5 separate regions of the Homo sapiens genome follow, and regions 1, 3, 4 and 5 are each linked to region 2. A link is a contact called in ENCODE Hi-C or POLR2A ChIA-PET data. All regions are on one chromosome and are shown on one strand. Each heading gives the region's core, a stretch centred on a gene start or an enhancer-like site at or near the end of the contact. The rest is flanking DNA. Distances are from core to core; before and after follow the strand shown. Region 1 overlaps RBMS3 (RNA binding motif single stranded interacting protein 3). Region 2 has its middle 340 kb from the start of LINC00693. Region 3 overlaps RBMS3 (RNA binding motif single stranded interacting protein 3). Region 4 overlaps RBMS3 (RNA binding motif single stranded interacting protein 3). Region 5 overlaps RBMS3 (RNA binding motif single stranded interacting protein 3).

What was found. A loop is a pair of places that touch in the nucleus more often than their neighbours do. ChIA-PET counts read pairs that join two places held with the same protein, here RNA polymerase II (POLR2A). Pooled maps may share reads with other maps.
Region 1: a loop to region 2 is called in a map of tibial artery, with 7 times the contacts of the local background. The contact joins two enhancer-like sites. A Hi-C loop is called at or near these places in 48 of 168 maps with a recorded cell type or tissue (A673, Calu3, GM12878 and 26 more), 31 of 37 single-sample maps with no recorded cell type and 40 of 50 pooled maps. POLR2A ChIA-PET finds 5 or more read pairs at or near these places in 1 of 52 experiments (MCF 10A).
Region 3: a loop to region 2 is called in a map of endothelial cell of umbilical vein, with 3 times the contacts of the local background. The contact joins two enhancer-like sites. A Hi-C loop is called at or near these places in 1 of 168 maps with a recorded cell type or tissue (endothelial cell of umbilical vein), 1 of 37 single-sample maps with no recorded cell type and 2 of 50 pooled maps.
Region 4: a pooled map shows a loop between it and region 2 (2.4-fold over the local background). The contact joins two enhancer-like sites. A Hi-C loop is called at or near these places in 1 of 168 maps with a recorded cell type or tissue (IMR-90), 2 of 37 single-sample maps with no recorded cell type and 3 of 50 pooled maps.
Region 5: a loop to region 2 is called in a map of cardiac septum, with 2.5 times the contacts of the local background. The contact joins two enhancer-like sites. A Hi-C loop is called at or near these places in 1 of 168 maps with a recorded cell type or tissue (cardiac septum) and 1 of 50 pooled maps. POLR2A ChIA-PET finds 5 or more read pairs at or near these places in 1 of 52 experiments (Caco-2).

The regions. Positions count from the first base shown.
Region 1 is chr3:29,757,794-29,761,848 of GRCh38, reverse strand. The region is part of intron 5 of RBMS3 (RNA binding motif single stranded interacting protein 3); the gene reads right to left. Among named protein-coding and RNA genes, the nearest start is that of RBMS3-AS2, 120 kb to the right of the region's middle. Within about 2 kb of position 2,293, at least 12 of the 41 ENCODE cell types and tissues checked have a DNase peak (open chromatin) inside an H3K27ac peak, as active enhancers do; they include ascending aorta, endothelial cell of umbilical vein, gastrocnemius medialis and 4 more, where a contact is called at or near this core.
Region 2 is chr3:28,915,059-28,919,016 of GRCh38, reverse strand. No RefSeq gene overlaps it. Among named protein-coding and RNA genes, the nearest start is that of LINC00693, 340 kb to the right of the region's middle. Within about 2 kb of position 2,221, at least 19 of the 41 ENCODE cell types and tissues checked have a DNase peak (open chromatin) inside an H3K27ac peak, as active enhancers do; they include ascending aorta, endothelial cell of umbilical vein, gastrocnemius medialis and 4 more, where a contact is called at or near this core.
Region 3 is chr3:29,438,756-29,442,602 of GRCh38, reverse strand. All of the region lies in intron 2 of RBMS3 (RNA binding motif single stranded interacting protein 3), which reads right to left. Among named protein-coding and RNA genes, the nearest start is that of RBMS3, 160 kb to the right of the region's middle. Within about 2 kb of position 1,923, at least 7 of the 41 ENCODE cell types and tissues checked have a DNase peak (open chromatin) inside an H3K27ac peak, as active enhancers do.
Region 4 is chr3:29,484,818-29,489,126 of GRCh38, reverse strand. RBMS3 (RNA binding motif single stranded interacting protein 3) reads right to left here. Exons shown (of 15, transcript NM_001003793.3): 3 at 628-686. Among named protein-coding and RNA genes, the nearest start is that of RBMS3-AS2, 160 kb to the left of the region's middle. Within about 2 kb of position 2,856, at least 2 of the 41 ENCODE cell types and tissues checked have a DNase peak (open chromatin) inside an H3K27ac peak, as active enhancers do.
Region 5 is chr3:29,709,975-29,713,948 of GRCh38, reverse strand. All of the region lies in intron 4 of RBMS3 (RNA binding motif single stranded interacting protein 3), which reads right to left. Among named protein-coding and RNA genes, the nearest start is that of RBMS3-AS2, 69 kb to the right of the region's middle. Within about 2 kb of position 2,431, at least 2 of the 41 ENCODE cell types and tissues checked have a DNase peak (open chromatin) inside an H3K27ac peak, as active enhancers do.

The DNA.
Region 1 (4,055 bases), core at 1,044-3,543, 840 kb before region 2:
AATGTGTAAAATGTGTTCAAAAGGCAAAGTTTAATTTTGGATTTTCTGCTGTTATTAATATGAGCTTTCTTGGAATGGTGCCCATCAACTCAAGTTGTAAAACTTTCCTACATCTAAATTTTATGTCCATTTCAGGACCATATTACATGGCCATATTATAGGACCATATTACATGGCAAAGGAAACAAGATACAAAAAAAATATGCTAACAAATGTCAAGTAAGTTATACATATTTATTACAGCTATAAGAATTCAAATGTGAGAGGAATCCCAGAAGTGAGAGAAATGCTGAGAAGAGGCACGGAATCTAGGAGAGGCTTTTGGCGAAGTAATTAGGGCAGGGGGCTGAGCTGGGCAGCTTGGAGGGCGTGCGTCCTTATTACAATGTGGTAGAGAGAGCAAGCATGTGGCTCAGTGGAAGGTTTGCCCGGGAAATTCTTAAAAATTAACTGAGAGAGGAAGTCAGGGCATCTGTATCACTTGTTTAACAAGTTTGAAGATAATATCAGGAACGAGTTCCAGTTTTGAGCTATAATTATTCTCTGACAAAGTTTTGTTTTCAGATGTACATTCTTATGAAGCATGTGATGAGAGTGCATCTTTCTGTATCGATGGATATGACAAATCTCTACCGCCAAGCAGGGCTAAATTTACAGGAATGAGGCCTATGTCTTCACACACAGCCCCACACTTAGAACAACCCTGCACTTGGTTTAAAGTTCTGCTGTTGCCACCTTGAACTTCTTAACAGTGTTTTAACAAAGGGATCTACATTGTCATATTTCACCCTAATTTAAGTAGCTGATCCTGCTATGACAAGAGAGTGTAGGAAACTAACTTAACATTAACGCTCAGTATGTATATCATCAGGTGACCCAATGGATCCACATAAGTATTATTTTGAAAAAAAAAGTCTTCAGAATGAATCAATTTGATGTCCAAATAAAAAGAAAACTCTTTATGCAATTTTAATAGATAAAAATAAAAACAAAAACAGCATTTTGTTTACTACTCACTCACAAGTTCCCCTATATCAGAAGATGTTTGGATAAGAAAGGCAAGCGGAATCTTTCCTCATTCTAAATATTTAGGAACAGCTAAGTACAATTTTCCTAACTCTTTCAAGTTTCCTTTCCAGTGGAACCTTTTACTGTAAGTCTTTCAATTTTTTTATCTTTTTTTTTTTTTAAGTAGAAAATTTCCATTTCCAGGAAGAAAAGAATTCTAACTCTGTTCTTTCTCTCTTCCCACAGGATCCACTATTGTCTCTTTGGGAAAATAACCTTCTCTCCTAGCAGAGACATGAATGGGAGAGGAAATGTAAGCCCTTAATTACTACAGATGTTACTTTATGGAATTTTTATTCCAGGAGAGCTACAAAATGCAAAGTTTATGCCTCAGAGCCCCCTCCCTGTTCAATCTCTCTCTGGGTACTCATCTGGATAAAAGGCAGTTAAGAATCTAAAGCTTGCTTGCAAGAGTCCTACAAATCAAATCCTTTGTCTTAAAATGGCATGGAATTATAAATGAAGACTAATACTAGGGGTGTGTGTGTGTGTGTAGGGGTGTGTGTGTGTATGTGTGTGTGTGTGTGTTTATTCTACATAATACATTTTAGGGAATAGAGAGGAAGCTAAAAAAGAAAATCAAGTGGCTAACCCACTCCACCCACTTAAAATATTTTTGTTCTGTTTGAAAGCCTCAAGTCCTCCCTTCTGCATTCTAAGTGTGATCATCTTTTCTTAACACTGTTTTACAGCCATATCAAGCTGGATGGGGGCTGTTTCTATGAACACAAAGACAGCAGAGTAGATTGTTCACTTTGGGTTCATTCAGATTTAACTAAGTGAATGTCTGCTGTGAGCCTTTAGAGACTCCCGTCTCTGAAAGAATAAATGCAATAAAAGTCTGTTTTCTGTAGCTGCCGGCGCTTAGTGTCAAACCATGTTACGCTGCACCACCCAGCAGTGACAATTCCATTTTAATACACGGGGCACATTTTAACAAGGCAAAGCAGTCCCAGCAAAGATGGCAATATAGGAGCTGCCAAGGGGAAAAGGCTCAGTGTTCCTCATGCATTTTACGTGGAAGCAGAACAAAAGTGAGACTGAGACCCAGAAAGCTCTGGGGGGGGAGGAAAGAGACTATATTTGAATAGCCATCTTAGGAAGAATGTGCCCATTTTCTTCTCAAGTTTCACAATTAACCTCTCTGAAATGCCAGCTCAAGCTGTCTGGAATCTGGCACACGCTTCAGTTGAAACTGACACTAGCATTATCAAGTGAGTCTGAAAAGACAGCACACCAGACACAGCTGCCTTTATATGTCCCTTTCAGATGGGCCACTGAATCACTACAACTGCATCTATTCTTCCTAGGCGGTACCTGAAACCCCTTGCGTCCCTCAGAACAGCTTGAGTGCCAGGCCAACCATTCACCTGACAATACATTAATTAGGATCTTACAAGGCTCTAATCATTGTATAAAGCTTCAGGGTTTTCTGTTAGGTCTGATGTTTAAATATAAATACACATTAAAGGTCCTGTTTGACATTCTTTCTTGTCTCAGTACCTAGGACACTGGCTTCAGTTATTTGAAACACACCACAGAATTGTGCTTCTTCTTCCTTTTTTTTTTCAAACAGCTACTAAGAGGAGCTAGTTTAACAGCCGATACAATTCCCACAGGCAAATTACGTCAGATGAGAGGCTGATCCAATATTAGTAGAATGTTCTGGGTCAGACTTAACATGCAGAGGTAGAAACGTACTTTGCAAAACCATTTGCAGCCTACCTCTGTCACCTCCATAGAGAATCACACAGTTTATGGTCTTAAAGCAGTAAGCATTATTAACCATGTATTTAAAACAAACCCATCCTGTCATTTATTATGGTTAATTAGAGGTTTCCAGTATTGTGAAATGTTTGTGGTTTTGCAATCACAGGCTCTGTACAAATTATTGGCAACTTAGAGTATCTAACGTTGTAAGCCAGTCATCCTCATTTCTGGTAAGATTTACGTATGCACAGGGTCAACATTAAACTATTTTTTAAAGTACTAAACTCTGCACTGCTTCTGACATTTCAAAAACAAATTATGTCATTTCCTTCTTAATCCATTGTAACGGAAGGAATAAAATAGTGAGTTCCAGAAACAAAGATGAATGAATGCGATGAATTTTCTTCTCAGTTTTTGCAATTTGTTTTCTTCCTGCCAGGCACCTGACATTCTTAGGATACAAGTGTCTTAAGTACCAAACAGTGAAGCAGAGAGGCCTCCCTTACATGCCCTTTTGTAGAAACCAGAAATTTTGAGGGTATCTTGCTCAGCATTACAACACATTCCTCTTAGGAAATGAAACTGTGGATGACAATATTTGACTAATGAAAACACATTCCAGAGTTTGAGAGTCACATAATTTCAAGACTCAGATATCAACTTCTATATTGTACAGATGAAGAAAGTAACACTAGAAGACTGTGATTGGCTTCCCTAAAAACTAGTTAGTGGATGAGCCTGGAATAGAACTGTTGTCTCATGACTTTGAATTGAGACTATTTATTTGCAAGAGATGCAGCTCCATTGCTGGCCTCATGTCATCCCTCCTGATTTTCTCTACTGACTGATGTACTTCAATCTGTTCAAGAGTAGGATGGGTCCTGCTAGCTCCACTCTACCCAGCCACTATTACTTCAAGAAGTTGTTTTCAAAAATGGAATATAACCTGATATGAGATGTCAAGGGTGTTTCACCTCTGTGGTATTCTCTCCCAAAACCCATGAAAACTAGGGGTCTTATCATGAGAAAAACAGCTGACAAACTCAGATCTAGAGACATTCAGAATACCTGGCCAGTACTACTCCAACAAACAAAGTCTAAGAAATTATCGCAGATCAGAGCAGGCTGATGAGACAGGACAGCTAAACACAATATAGTAACTGGATTGGATCCTGGAACAGAAAGAAAATGTTAATAAAAAAGTTGGCAAAATCCAAATAGAGTCTGGAGTTTAGTTAATAGTAATATACCAATGTCAGTTTCTTAATTTTGACAAA
Region 2 (3,958 bases), core at 972-3,471:
AAATTTTAGATCATTAACATTTTAAACTCACAGTTGGGAAGGATTTAGTTCAAAATGCAACGTAATTTTTTTTTTTTTTAGAGGTGGAGGTGAAACAGAAGAATGACATTTATACCTGATGTTTAATGTTAATGGCTGATTATAGTCCCAACTTACTGCACAATTTCTATCATCCCACAAAGCTACTGCCATTGAAGGGATGTGAATATTTGCTAACACTGCCAACTCAAGTATACATATTCTAATAATCTTCTAAAATACTTTTACAAGAGGTACCTAAGAAAAAGACCTTATTACATTCTACTTGAGACAATTGAAAACTTCAAATATAGTGGAACCAGTTGGTAGAAAAAACTCTCAAAAAAAATGAGGCCCTATCTGGACATGAAAAGAGAAGTGGAAAATTGAGGCAATTACCCAGGTCTTTCAAGATAAGAGAAGCCTTTAGCAAGCCACTGAAGCAAATACTTTCTTTTTCTTTTCTATTTTCTGTCCTGAAAGATATATATAATTGTTTAAAGTTCTTATTTCATCAAACTTGCACTAAAACAAATTTAAACATCTGACATTTCAAATACATTTCAATTGCAATCTGAGTTTGTCAACTTTAGGAATGTGGAATGAGAGTAGAAGGTTCTGATCTCCCTTACTTCCCGGTAATTGCAATACTTAAGAAGCTCTAGGGTTGGAAGGCACATGGAGGCAGCTTTTAGGAGCAAGAGATCTTGCTAAATGCCTGGGGCTCTATCTCTGGGAGATTTAGGTGACAAGCATGGGCTTTTGAGTTAGGCCTACGCTCCAAGTCATTTCTCTGTTTCTAAAATAATGTCTTACTTTCTGGTTCTGCATGTCTTCATCAGGCAAATGGTACCTTACAAGCTATTTGTTAGTGATGAGTAATTACAACATAACATAAGCAAAGCCCTTAATACACTCAGAGATAGCATGGGCTTGGTAAAGGGAGCTGATGGTCTGAGTTAGTTTGGGACTAGCCCTGGTTACACTTCATGGCTATATATGCATAAATAAGTACATTTGCACAGTCCTAAAGTGAAAATGCATCAGCTTTCAGAACCAACCAACGCTTGTAAGCCCCCCGACTTTTATGTTAGCAGAACTCAATCCCTTTCATTTACAGCATATTCAATGCAGCTACACCTAACATAAAATATAACTTTATCTGCTGCAAACATTTTGAAAGGATGTTTAATTTTCCTTGTTAACATGTAAACTTAAATTTAGTTATGATTTGATTTCTCGGCAATTATCAGTATCATCTTGTGATCTGAGCAAATGCGATTCTATAATTGTTTTCAAAATGTGAACAATGTTTATTGTGACTAATAATTTCTGAAGATTAACATAACAAACATATTAATTTTGGCTAAGACCATTTCTCTGAGTCACAAAAAAGGTAATCAATGATCATTTGTCAGACTTCTGTTTAAACTCCAGCTCTAGCACTCTGAGCTGTGTGACCTGCATAAATTACTTGGCCCCTCTGAGCCTTCTTTAAAATAGGCATATATCATCACCATCTCTCCCTCCTTCAGCCATGTGTTGTGATGCATACATGAGAGAATATGTGTGTAGGTACCCTGTTAATGTGTGAGTATATTAGTATTTGAATGAACACGTGGAGCAAAAACAATAATAGCACCCTCAAAGTCAAATTGAGATTCTTGTTCCGTTTTTCTCACACCCTCTGTAATAAGTACTAACACGCAGTATCCTGCGTTGGCAGAGGAGGGTATAATAAGACCCCACATCTACCCATACTAATAAGTAAAGTAGCAGATCGAAGGCCCTCCGGGATTTAAGTCCTGCCTTGAAGATGCAGAACAGGGAGGTCAATGCCACCTATAGCGAGAATTTCTTTCCTCTGCAAAGGTGAAAGTCTCCAGATACAGGGGCTCTTCCCAGATCATAAGTCACCCTCCAGTAGCCATTTACGCTGTAGGAGGAAGGGCCCCACAAGTAGCCTGCTCAGGCTCCCTGGAAACTTCTGTGGCTTTCATCAGAGTTCCGAAAGTGAAACGAGGCCAGACATCCTTCCAGGGCCAAAATAGTTCGGAAACAAAAATACGCTGTGCGGCAAGCCCACCGAAGCCAAGGCAGCTGAATAAGCACCCAGCTCACAGCACAGGAAACCAGGCTGCCCTGTAAATAAAATTAGCCTAATGAGACTCTGTCGCCATCCCATGTCTGAACTGAAAAGTGATTTCTGCCAAGCCCTATATCCAAGCAGATAATCGTCTCTCTGAACATGCATGGGACTTCTAGCTAAAGACATTTCAGTTGAAATTCAGAGTACTCATGTACTAAAGTATTTTTTTTATAATTATTCTCCCTAGAATTCTAGGATAGAGAGGACTTTTCCCATTCTATGATTTTAGAAGTTATTTATTTACGCCAAACTCCATTTTAATTGAGGAATAGTATGATTGTGCATATACTTGAAGGAGAAAAGCAGGGAGAGAGATGGAGAGGAAAAAGAGAGAAGTTTTCATTGTCTAAAGTATTTTTTATGGTTCCCAAACTAATAAAGAACTAAGGATTTAGATACCAAAGCTGGCCCCTTTCCAATAGGGCATCCAATGAGAGTTGCTCTCAAAGGATTTATCCACGAGGAAAGCAAATTCACTCATATAAACAAAACAGGATTAAAAAATTGTTCCAGGAACGTCACAGCTCTGTCTCAATAAGCTTGGCTGTGTATTTAGAGACTTGGTTGGATTAACATATCCCACTATGTGACGTCGCTGCCTCCTATGGTCTGTGCGGTGAACGAAAGTGAGGCAATCAGCAGCAGGTAAAGATACTGTATGTGCTCCTTGTTGCTGAAATCAATGACTAATCCTGCATGGACAGGATGAATACAAAGTCAGGGAATCTGCTCTCACTGCAGAATGCCTTTTATAATATTTGCATTGAAAAAGTTTTAATAATACACTCAGCTATGGTAGTCAATGTCCTATAGAAATACAACAGATAAGCTGGTTGACCCCCTAACGTTCGATTAATTCATCCCTGCTCCATGTATCCCTCTGAATGTGTTCTTATGTCTCTTTGTGTTTCAGTGAGCTGGCAGTCTTCCTTTTCTTTGGTTACTCTCCATGGGAACTAGGTCAGGGATCTACCCACTGTGGACTCCAATGAATGGTCCCAGTTGATTGATTGTTTTAAGTGAGACTTGGAGACATTTTAAGAACACTGTAAGGATGATGGTTTGGGACATGGCACAGTTTAGCCTCAACTAAGTAGAACATTAAAAAAAAAAAAAACCACTTAACTTTTGGAAGCAGTCCTAAATGTTTAGGACTAAAACTTGTTAATAGGATGGGTAGAAGAAATGATTACAGAAATTTATTTTTTGTTTTCCTTTTTTGTTTTGTTTTGTTTTTTATGTGTAGCTGGTAGGGGAAAAAAGAAAAGTATAAAAGGGAATTTTCAAGGTATCTGATTCTGGGTTGGAAAAGGGAAAAAGTGGAATGGAATGGCAGATTCTTGTATATTCAAAATAAATCTTTCTACTCTCTAGTAATATGAGGTACAGTGCTATAAAGCTTTTGCTCTGAATCACTATGGATAAATAACTTAAATTCTCTAAAGCTTTGATAACATGAGAGTGTTATCTATATGAGAGGATTTTTGTAAAGATTAAATGAGATAAAGCACATGAAGTGATCATAAGTCTGTCCCACAAAGGGTAGGTGTTAATAAATGTAGCTGAAATTATAGTATTAATGCAGATTGTAAACTTGCCCATTGCCTACACACCTAGGCTGTAAAAATTTGCATTTACAGTCTGCATAATACCTAAAATGAGAATATAAAAGTCTTACTCTAGTTATTTAAAAGCATATTAAACTGTACAAATTTGAAGTTTCATTCATCGCTAAAGCTAATTCTAAGGAAAGTCAAAAGAAAGAAACTTCTGAAGAATGACAGCAGTGCA
Region 3 (3,847 bases), core at 674-3,173, 520 kb before region 2:
TGAGCTCCAGATGTTTACTCAGCACATCCAGAAAGAGTTGATCACATCTTTTTACATCTCCATCTTTTTTGTGCTACCATCAAGATCGTAAACTAAGTCAATTGGTCCTCTCAATGATTTTTTTATTTTTATTTTTCTCTTCTCTGTTCCAAAGATAGATATGGAAAAATATCATCGGCTATCAGGAATTTAAGTATATTTTTAAATTGATCATGAGATATGTAAACATTCAGCAGAAAATTCTTCAAAGTAATAAAAACAATAATAAATGAGTGATCAATGAATCAGTGGGACAATAATTTCTAGGATGCCCCCAAAACACTAGGAGATGTAAATTATTTTTTAAGACTCACTGGACTTTTGTTCACTAAACTATAGTCGGCAAAAAAATGTAAGTATATATAGAAATTTAATCATATGAGTCAAAATAGGAAGAGTTTCTTGCTTAATCATCAATTAAATGCAAACATTATTAAAAAGTAGAATGTTGAATAAATGTTTGACTTTTGGAAATTATATAAAGCAGGAAAGTAAGATTCTTCCAAGGACATCCTTGAAAACACTTCTAGAGGCATATTCCAGGGCTTTATTATCCATGTGCCTAATCTAAAATGTCAGTTTGTTATCAGAAAATCAAATTCATCCCCAAATTTTCACAATAATATTCATTTTTAATACTTCTGGATAATTGAAAGCACAGTGGTAGGTCCCATGAAATTGCTAGAGCCTATGAAAGTCAGAGTAAGAGAGCTAAAACAGGGGATTAAATTATGTTTTCCGATTTGTGTGAGCATCATTAAGTCTAAAAGTTCTCAATCTTTGCTACATACTAGAATTATCTGAGCAGGCTTTAAAAAATCCCAAAATCCAGGTTGACCCATACTGGTTAAATCAGAACACTTGAGGTCCAAACCTATTTTCTGAAGGTCCCTAAGGGATTCTCACGAGTAGTCATGGAACTGAGAACCTATGATTTATGCCACCCTTATTCTCATTATATGAATGTTTCAGTGATTACGAATATCGGCTTTGAAGTCAGATCCAGATTTTGAATCCTGGTGGCTATGGTGGCTGCATAAATTTGAACAAGTTTCTTAACCCTTTTGAGTATCAGTTTAAAGAAAGTATTATTCCCACTTCATAGGGAAGTTTTGAACATTAAATAATTTAAAAACTTAGTAGAGTATGAGGCATGTAATATACAATAACTGTGTTAATGTAAATATATAAATATAACAACCTATTATTAATGACAATTATTTAGTACTAATCAAATACTATGTCTAGTTTACAGCAGATGCTTGGCAAACATAATTTTGCCCAAATCTGAATGAATATACGTAACCCATTGTCAAATCTCTGCTGAATCAAGGAATTCCAACATCGTGTTTTGGGTCTTTAAAGCACTCTCTCATTTAAAATACACAAAGGCAGGGTTTAAAGATTCCAGTATTCACTTCCTGCTCACACCTGCCACCACATAGATTTATGACATCTCAAAAGCAGCTGCGTAATTTGAGTCTGACTTGCAGAAGACAGCTACTAATAAATTTCCTAGGGTCTTATTAGAGGAAACTTTTAAATCTTCAATGACACAGTAAGAAAGAACTCTAAAAATTTCCAGTCACATTTTTCTTATTTACTTGTTTACCCTGGAGTGCATGATGACTTGTTTTCCTTTAGTTGTATCTGAACAGTCTGACAGATTATTGTGACAAGGTTACTTTTAAACTGATAAAAGGTTTGATTGTGTCGGTGCATTTGTCAAAACTGTCTGACACCATGTATAATGGACTCTGCGCTCGGAGCCTGGATGGCACTTGAGTCTGGCTCTTACTATTCAGCGTTCAGCACGCACTATAATGAGACATCCAACAGGGTTGTGTAAAAGTCCGGGAGATTAGCTTGGGCAGACCCTTCGGCTCTCCAGCGCAAACACTTCTATTTCGTTCCTCTGGCTTTTCATTGTGGGTGTTTCCCCTCTCTTTTTAAATGTTAAAGTGACATTCAGAGTTTCATTTTAAAGGGGGAAATGCTAGGGTGTCATGACTTGAGCAAAGAAAACATTTACGGAGAAAAGTGTGGGGGCAGGGCAGTTGACTTTCCTGCTCTTCTGGTAAGGACTGGAAATATGTATGTACCTACCCAAGAGTTTCCCTCTATTTTCCTGCATTCTGTTTCAAGTGGCCTTAGCAGCGGCATGTTTACTTTATAATAGAAAAACAATGCACTCTGTTCCTTCACAATATTTTAATTAACTCCATAGCAGTCAATCACAGGAAAGTGGGGGCAATTGGCTGGGGCTTCCTGAGAACATTGTATTAAATCAAATTTATAAGCCACAAAATGGTTAGATAAAATATGTTGTAGATGTGGAAAATATAAATACAATAATGATTTTTTTCCATTGTAAATGCTACCCATTATGATGCACGTTTGATTTTATTTTTTAGGAACAATTTAAATGTGTTTCCAGGGCATATTCAGAATCATAAAATAGAAGTTACCAATTTCTTGGAAGGACAAAATATAACTTATATGTAAAAAATCATTACACTACAAATATTTTATCTGGCTCAAAAAAGTTACAATGCTCTCTCTCTCTTTCTTAAACCAAATCTATCTTCTCCGACTTCCGTCTGGTCTTCCTGAGATAAGCATAAAGGATATATATGATCCAAGTGTTCTGTCAGTAGTCTTCAACTGATCATCCATCCATGAGTAAATCTGTATAATCAGTTGGATTCCTAGTTTTTATTACATTGCCTTTAGTGCTTTTAATATTACAGCCATTTAATTGTTTAACAGTATATTGATGACCCGTTCAAGACTGGGTAAGAAAAAGGGGGGAGGGATAGCATTAGGAGATATACCTAATGCTAAATGACGAGTTAATGGGTGCAGCACACCAGCATGGCACATGTATGCATGTGTAACTAACCTGCACATTGTGCACATGTACCCTAAAACTTAAAGTATAATAATAATAAAAATAAATAAATAAATAAAAAGAGATTAACTAAAAATCAACTCATTTGGGTTCTATTCTGTGCTACTTTGCTGTTTCTTTTGAAGTTCATTTGGTTAATTGTTCCCATGTCCCTGCTTTTTAACGGAAAAAAGAATGCATATGACAAAATCTTTCACCACACATAATTTTTCTACCACCACTAATATTACTTCTCACACCCTCTTCTCTGAACAAAAAGCATTCTTCTTTCAGCTTTTCAACTATTCCTACTCTAATTGTTCCTTGATCTCAGAGGATCACTTCTCCGTACTCTGCAGCTGGAGTTACCTATTTGAAACAAAAATATAGCTATGCGAACTTCCTGTTTATGACAATTCAATGATTTCCTCCATTGTTCTTAAGATAAATCAAGCTTCTAACATCATCTCCAAAGGAATCATCTTGTCCTTTCGTGTTTTCTAGCTCATTTTGCCCCACACTTTACCTCTTTCTCTCTGCTATAGTCACGTGGCTTTTTCTTAGCCCTTTGTCCTTGGCATGCCCCCTCCAGCCCTTGGCTCTGCACACAATGTTTCCTTTACCTGGCTGCTCTTCCACTTTTTTCTAGATTAGTTAAATCTATTTATCCTTCTAATCTTAGCTCAATTGTCACTTCCTCAGAGATACCTTTGCTAATCGCCCTAACTAGGTCTAATCTTGTGCTAAAAAATCTGTTAGTATCATGCTCCTCTCTCTTTTGCACTTACAGTTGCAATTTTTTATCAGATCATATATTTAATTGATGCCCATTTTCCCTAGTAGAATATAATATTTCTCCTTTATCTAAATTTACTCACCACTGACTCCTCACCACAGGCATGCAGGATATAATCTGTA
Region 4 (4,309 bases), core at 1,607-4,106, 570 kb before region 2:
CAAGAGAGACCATACAGGTTCCACAATTAATCTAATGCAAATTTTAAAAGAATATAGGACTCCCAGACATGAAGAAACATGAGCCACAGATATAGTCCAATGACTTCAGAAGTATTTCCAGGAAAACCAAAAGCCTGTCTTAATAAGATACCAACTCTGAAATCCCTGAGATGCTTATAGCTGAAGCTTAATACAATAGGCCCATCAGTAAATTTATTCATAGTCAACCAATGTTGCTAAAGCTTTAAAGAACAGAGAAATTAAAATGTGTTTTGCATGGGGAAGTTTTCCCCAGAGTTCCTCATTTTTATATAGGAAATCAATTTGCATCACTGATGATATCATTCACATCAGACACCCCAAAGTTGTTAGGAGGTAATTTAGTTTTATGCTGAAGCAATTTGATACTTGTTCTGATTTGTGATTTTCATTTTGTTTGTTAATGAAAAAAATGAATGAGCAATGTTACTAGAAATACAACTTATCAAAACATTGGCATCATTAAAGAGGTTTTCCATACTATGCATTGTGATCATTGTGCAGCTGGTACCTGGACCTCCACAATGGAAGAACCATTAATCAGATAGCATAGGCAAGATTTCAGGGTACGGATGCCCTTACACATACCTTTGCACTGATTTGTGTTTTTGTCAAGAATTGCCTTTGTAGATACAATTTTTCCATACCTGAAAGAGAGAGAGAGAAAAAAACCCATGTTATTGTAACCCATTGAAGACACTTAAAACACTCTAATGAACATCGGGGCACACACAACTGAGCATGCATAAACCAAGAAAACAAGCTCTGGATTCCCATTTCACACCTGGATGATGTCCTTTCACCAGTTCTTCTTTATAACTTAGGAATGTTCTTCCCTATGTAAGCAATGGGTTGAGCTTCAAAAATAAACTTGTCAGGCTGTCACAGGCAGCCAAAAGAGGATCACATGTGATTGTGATCACAGTAAATCGCACTCTGTGGATTCATGGAAGAAAGCATGGACCTTGGTGCTAGACTGAACAGGGTTTGCATCCAGCTCTGACTCTCACCTTGTGTTGTAACACTGCAGAGTTTAACCCAACTTCACTAAGACACAGTTTCTTCATCTGCAAAAATGAGAAGCTAAATATGTCAAATCTCCTAGTTCAATCAACATTTATGTCTTTGGGAATCCACTATATTAGGCTCCAGGAGCAATGTAATATAGTAGTTAAAAGAATATACGGAGACACCAAACTATCATGGTTCAAATCCTAATTTAGCCTGGGTATATTTGGTTGGCTAAGTAAGTAATATGTGCTTTTTGCATCATTTGATCATCTATAATAATATAAATACATTTATTTAAATAATGATTTGAATTATTTGTAATGATATAAATATTTTTGTAAGTATATAAGATGAGGATAATATTGTCTTCTTTATAGGCTTTTTGTGAAGGTAAAATGGGGTTTACCTAACGTGCTGAGGACAGTGGCCGACACAGAGTAAGTATTATTAATGTTAGCTCTTCTTCCAATGATGCTCTCCCTGCTATCAGCTATATAAAAATGTCTCCAGCCCTCGGCATTCTCTGAGAATGATGAGAAGTGGAAGGGGGTAAAGATTCTGTCCCCAAAGCTTCAAACATTACTACTTAGACTGTCAAAAAATTCCACTGAGAAAATTGACATGTAAAGTTATTTGCTAAAAGATAATTACATTTACAGTTTACATCGTTAGTTTTAAATGTTAGGGATTTCATTATGTTCTCACTCTACCTAGTTGTACAGATACTCACCTGTTCGAAGCTTTTTTGTTTGTTTCATATTATCAAAATGACTATTACCTCATGCCTATTACCACACGAGATTATTCCCTTTAAAAACTCCCAATCCTCCCTTTCCCATCTCCCCCAAAACACTCTTTTTGGAGCTCTATTTCACCCCAAGAGTCTCTCTGTTGGGAAAATAACCAGTAAAATAAAATCATATTTGAACAGTCTCTTTACTAGACAATGATTCATCGTACCTACAATCATACCCATTAACTAGCTGTAATGTTAGCTAGGTTTGAGCTATTAAGGTAAATAAATATTTGCAAAATTATATGTATCTTAGAGTAGAAAATAAGGGATAAGAGAAGAAAATGTCACTGCATCTTTTTTTTCCACACCAAGCACCATTAATACAATATGTGAGAAGTAAAAATCAGAAAAAGAAAGAAAAATTAGATCAGGTATAACTATCTTACACCAGGCACATAAACCCTTAAGACAAAAATCCTTCTTAATTGGTTTATAAAGGTGTTCCTGAAATTTTTATATAAGAACCTTCTAAACTGAAATTTAGCTCTGTCTTAAATATGAAATTAAACATTACTGTGTTTCATAGTGGATTTCATCTCACAACTGGACTGTTAACAATAGTCAATGGCATGCATATTGTCCTACTGTATCAATATTACAAGAATGTCCTCTACTGCATTAAATGTAGTATATGTAATCACTTTTACAGCAAAAAATGTTAAATGTTTTCTTATGGAAAGCATTTGTGAGTATTTTGACAAGTAACTTTTTTATAAACAAAGAAAAAGAATTTTATTTCTCAGAAATTATTACAATATTACTATCAATGGAAAATCACACACAGAGTCCAAAAAAGCAAACCATACTATTTCTTGATTTCCTTATTTCTAAACACTCTCTAGGCCAGACTTTCCGACAGCACAGAATCACAAAACAATGGAACACAACTCAGAGTACTTGACGCAACATCTACTATGACTGGAGTAACAGGAATTTCATTCCATGGCTCCGTTACAACATTCTGCATTAACAATTAATTTGCAAAGCTAGGATATGCTTTAAACAACAAGAGAAGGTACTTAATGGGCCACTGGTTACAGTTCATGTCTGAACTCTCAGGATGACAAACAGGTACTTTCTGCATGACTGGCTCTGTATTCTCTGTGATCTGCAAAGTCAACAACTGATGTAGATAAATAAGGTTTAGATTTTTTTTAAAGACGTAACCACCATAAACACGAGACCCACGAATGTAATATACCTATGAAATTATGCTTTTATCAAAGTATACTAGTAGATTAGAATGAAAACTACTCTGCAGATTAAAAGTACATGATTTTATACACTCCGAAGGAAAATAAAAATTTCTGAAGTAAAAAAGTATGCCTTCAGGTATATAACCTCATTTACTTACTCTTTCCCTTCTTAGGGTTTAGATCAAGACCTTATGTCTTCATAAAGTTCTTTCTTCAACTATGCCACCCACCATTGGAAGCAGAAATCTAATATTAGAGAAAATTATGTGACCAAATTGCTGAATAATGCCTGGAAATAGACACCTGAGCACAAGTCCCATGTGCCTCCTGACTCCAGAAGCTTTCAGACAAATCCAATTCACTTATCTATCCTTTCATTTCTTACAGCTAGAGGAGATAAAATACTATCCACAGTCTACTTCCTTGGGGGTTTGAACTTTTCAAGGGAAATAAATAAATGAAGTAAATATATTTTACACTATAGTTCTTTCTATGTGGGCCTTCTCTAGCCAAAGTAGGAACTCCCTAATACAGCATTGCAAAGATGCTTTTTGGCAACCCCATACCTACATATTCACCAACTATCCTGAGTGCTCATGTATTCTACAAATATAGCCAGGTCTCTAATGACATTTTCTTTATATTCAAATACAGCCAGGTCTCTAATGATATTTCTTATATTCTATTTTCTTTATATTCTAAAGAGTATGCTTTAAAAGAGTAGCTAGTCTACAGTAACTATTTGCTTATTACATTTTTGAGTTTTCATAATTTTATAAATGTATATATTGTCTATCAACTTTTTAAAACACTTTCACCCTAGCTTGTCAATACAATTTTCATATTTAATTTTTTAAGAGAAATAGCCAGTTCTTTTCTGGCATTTATTCTTAAACAGCATCTGAGTCAAACTATATTTGTTGATACACTTGATTATTCCACATACAAGCCTAATTTAAACTAATGGCATCTTTTATTTTCAAAGCTGAAGAGAAAATAGAGTTATTATGGGTCTACTCTTCATGAATTATGAAGACATCAAATTGGTGGGATCCTTCAATAAAGAATTTATTTTTAAACCCTTTTGCTGAATCACCCACTGTGTATATTAATTCAAAAAATACAGGCAGAGACTGAAAATAGAGTCTCCGCAGTCAATTAACTCTCAGCTAACTCATTTTTCACATGCCTTCTATATTGATACCAGACTAGAAAAAGGTATCACATTTATTTAATGGATGAAACATTAGCCTTTTAGCAAATGTGG
Region 5 (3,974 bases), core at 1,182-3,681, 790 kb before region 2:
AGAGTAGCTGGGACTACAGGCACGCACCACCATGCCTGGCTAAGTTTTGTATTTCTTGTAGAGATGGGGTTTCACCATGTTGCCCAGGCTGGTCTTGAACTCCTAAACTTAAGTGATCTACCCACTTCGGCCTCCCAAAGTGCTGGGATTACTGATGTGAGCTACAGCACCTGGCCCAATAACAGATTTTTAGCAAAGTTTTTCACCATAGAATGGTTCCACTGCTCTCAGGACAGTATATATGCTTGGAGGAAGCAGAGACACTGTATATGAGAATGCATTAAAGTATAAAACATTTTCTTACTCATATTTGTTGCTAGAATGTTTGAAGAGAATGTGGAGAGGCAGGACTAGAGAAGTTTCCTGGCCAAAAACTAAATCAGTGCATGTATAAATATATTATTGCTTTTCTTCTGGTATAGAAATGACCAGTCTTTTTCTAGAATGGAGCCAGCACAGGATGTAGCCAGCCAGGTGAGTGGCATACTCACAGAACCAGGAAGAAATAATTTTCTCCAGGTACTAGGCTACCTGTAGGTTTCCATTACAGACTTTTCTCTTTGACTCTGGGAATGGTATGCCAGGTAGTTTAAGAGAAGGGCACATTATGTCTTATCTTTCTTTTCAGTGAGAAGCAGCTTAAGGGTTTTAATCATCCTTATATGGGAACAGAGGGCAAACACTGAACAAAGAGAGGGTGAAAATATTCTACGAAAGTATGGAAGTGATCATTAATGGGGGGGAAATGAAGAGAAATTTCATGCAATTGAACACTTTTCTAAAGTTTGATACTACAAGGAATATGTAATCTGTGGTATATTATATATAATATAATATAATAGATACTAGCCACAATAATCAATCACTAAGAAGGTCTTGAAGAATTAATATTACCAAAATCACATCCTCACAGGGAAAATATATTAAGGTTCTCCTGAGAACCAGAACCAATAAGAGATATCTCTCTCTTTCTATCTCTGAAAAAGAAATGGGATTTATTATAGGAACTGACTCACATAATTATGGAAACAAAGAAGTGCAGGATATGCTGTCTGCAAGGTGGAGAATGTGGGAAACTGGAGATGTATTTCATTTCTAGTCCAAAGGCCTGAGAACCTAGTGGGTGCCTGGTGTCAGTCTCAGAGTCTGAAGTTTGAACCTGAAGTTCTGATGTCCAAGGACATGAGAAGATGGATATTCCAGCTTCAGAAGGGAGCCAATTTACCCTTTCTCCACCTTTTTGTTCTATATGGTCTTCCAGCAGGTTATATAAAGCCTGTCCACATTGGTGAGGGCAGATCTTCTTTACTCAGTCTACTGATTTAGATGTTATCTCTGCAGGGCATAGTGGCTTCTGCCTGTAATCTCAGCACTTTGGGAGTCCGAGGTGGGCAGATTGTTTGAGCCTAGGAGTTTGAGACCAGCCTGGACAACATGGTGAAACTCTGTCTCTACAAAAACTATAAACATTATCAGGGCATGGTAGCATGCATTCGTAGCCCGAGCTACTTGGGAGGCTGACGTAGGAGGATCACTTGAGCCTGGGAAGCAGAGGTTGCAGTGAGCCAAGATTGCATCATTGCACTCCAGCTTGGGTGACAGAGTGAGACCCTGTCTCAAAATAATAATAATAATAAATAAAAATTAACAAAAATAAAAACCAAATACAAATCTTTCCCAGAAACACCCTCACAGATATAACCAGAAATAATATTTTACTAGCTATCTGAGTATCCCTTAACCCAGTCAAGGTGAGATCTAAAATCATCCACCACAGCTAGGGATGATTATAAATCTCATTTTGGAAAAACAGAGAAAACCTTTTTCTCTTATATAATGAGGCAAAAGAACAAACTTAGGGAGAAATGTCTGATTCTTTAAGCTGTAGGCTTTATTCGAGGGGAAAATGCTCTCCTACCATAATTAATCACATAAAGAAGAAAAAGGAGCAGCAAAGTGATCACTTAAAAGCACAGTGTCTCTGTTATTTATGAGCTATCCAAAGATACATGAGCAGTTGTCATCCATTGAATTTTTAACCTTTAATGGTTATGCTAGCATTCACTTTCATATTGGTAAATAATGTAGTTGGTTTGCTTTATTATTTTCCTTTTCTTCAGTTACTAGCATTGACCCAGATGTTTGCTCAACCACAAAAGGCAATAGCTAATCCTCATTATAACCCTATCCAAAGTATTTACTAGGTTAAGACCAGGGTGTGCCAAAGATTAGAGCATGTGTATGGAGCCATGGGAAGAAAGTGACCCTTGAAGGAGAAAATTGGATTCTGGCCTGGCTTTTGCCACAAGCTCATTCTGAGATCCTGGGTTAGTAGTCTGACCCTGCTTGGCTCTGAAGTTTCTGCATCTGTTTAAAATGGTCGGATTAGGTGGTCTCTAATGTCCCTTCAAGTTCTAAATTTCATGACTGTATCCATCAGGCAATCTCTTAGGCTGTGCTCCAAGTTTCTTGGAGGTCAAGAACATGACCCAGTTATTCATACTCAGGCCAAGTCCACAGAGTCAAACCATAGAAACTCTCTTCCCAAATTTGTTCAGAACAGCTGAGAGAGCCAACGAATATGGAGAAAATCATTTCCAGGAACAGTCTAAGGAACAACATGAAAGTGGACACAATGTCCATTTCCTTTACTACGCTAGTCTCCTCTTATCTGTGATTTCACTTTGCACAGTTTCAGTTACCTAAGGTACAGTACAATAAGACCTTTTGAGAGAGGGATCACAATGACAACTTTTAATATAGTCTATTGTTACAATTGTCCTCTTTTATTATTAGTTAATCTCTTATTGTGCCTAATTTATAAATTAAACTTTATCACAGCTATGTATGTATAGGAAAACACATAGGATACATAGGGCTAAGTACTATCTGTGATTTCAGGCATCCACTGGGGGGCTTGGAACATATCCTGTGCAAATAAGGGGGGAGCTACTGTATTGTATATTTAATGCGTGGAACAGTGCCTGACACATAGTAGGTGCTCAAATATTTTATGATGAACTAATGTCTCTTGGCATGTATAGTAATGGCTGTATAAGCAATTATTTATACTGAAAATTTCAGAAATTAAAGCATTTCCATAATGTATAGCATTAAATCAGTGACAAGTAATAAAAAGATATGCAAAGAGCAGCCTGATAACTCTGAAAGCCTCTAAAGAAAATGGTAATGATTTAAACTGAATCTCAGAGGTTTAAAAACACGTGGTGTAATGCATGGCCTGACAGTTAAACTGGATGAAGGGAATTCACTGAAATGAGACGGATTATGGTTTTCAGTCTCTGAACTAACACACTATGTTTTCACTTGAAGCTGATTCTATTCCTTTTGAGGACTCAGAGCTGTCACCCATAAACGTTCAGTATATTGGAAAGAGTATAGTGCCAGTCAGGCTGCCTGACCCCGAATGCTGTGCCTGCGACTGTGTAGCTGTGTGACCTTTGGTAAATTACTTAAATTTTCAAGCCTTAGCTCTCACAGGTTTACTGAGAACTTCCTTATAAGGCTTCTGGAGAAACACAGAGAAAATGTATGTAGTAGTGCTAGTATAGTGCCTGAGCAGAGAATATATGCAATGAAGTTTAGCTGTGATTATTACTGATATATTATTATTTACTATTGACATAGAGGAGAAGGAGAATATTTAAATTTAGCATTCTTAATGACTATCACCCATCAAAGAAAAAGATAAAAATATGCATTAATAAGGCCTGGTTCTTTCTATTCACAAATCCAAAAAGGCAAATCAAAAAAACTTCCAATAATAGAGAGGTGAACTTTTAAAATGGAAATAGCCTAAACGGTTTCTTCTTTAAAAATTATCGTATGTGTATCAACCAAGTTTGAACAGGTAATGCCAATTGCTCACATGAATAATCTCCTTCCATTTGATTAATTTCCATTTCACAAGAAAGTTACGAATGTCATCTGAAAAATGGTAACGTGTTTTTTCT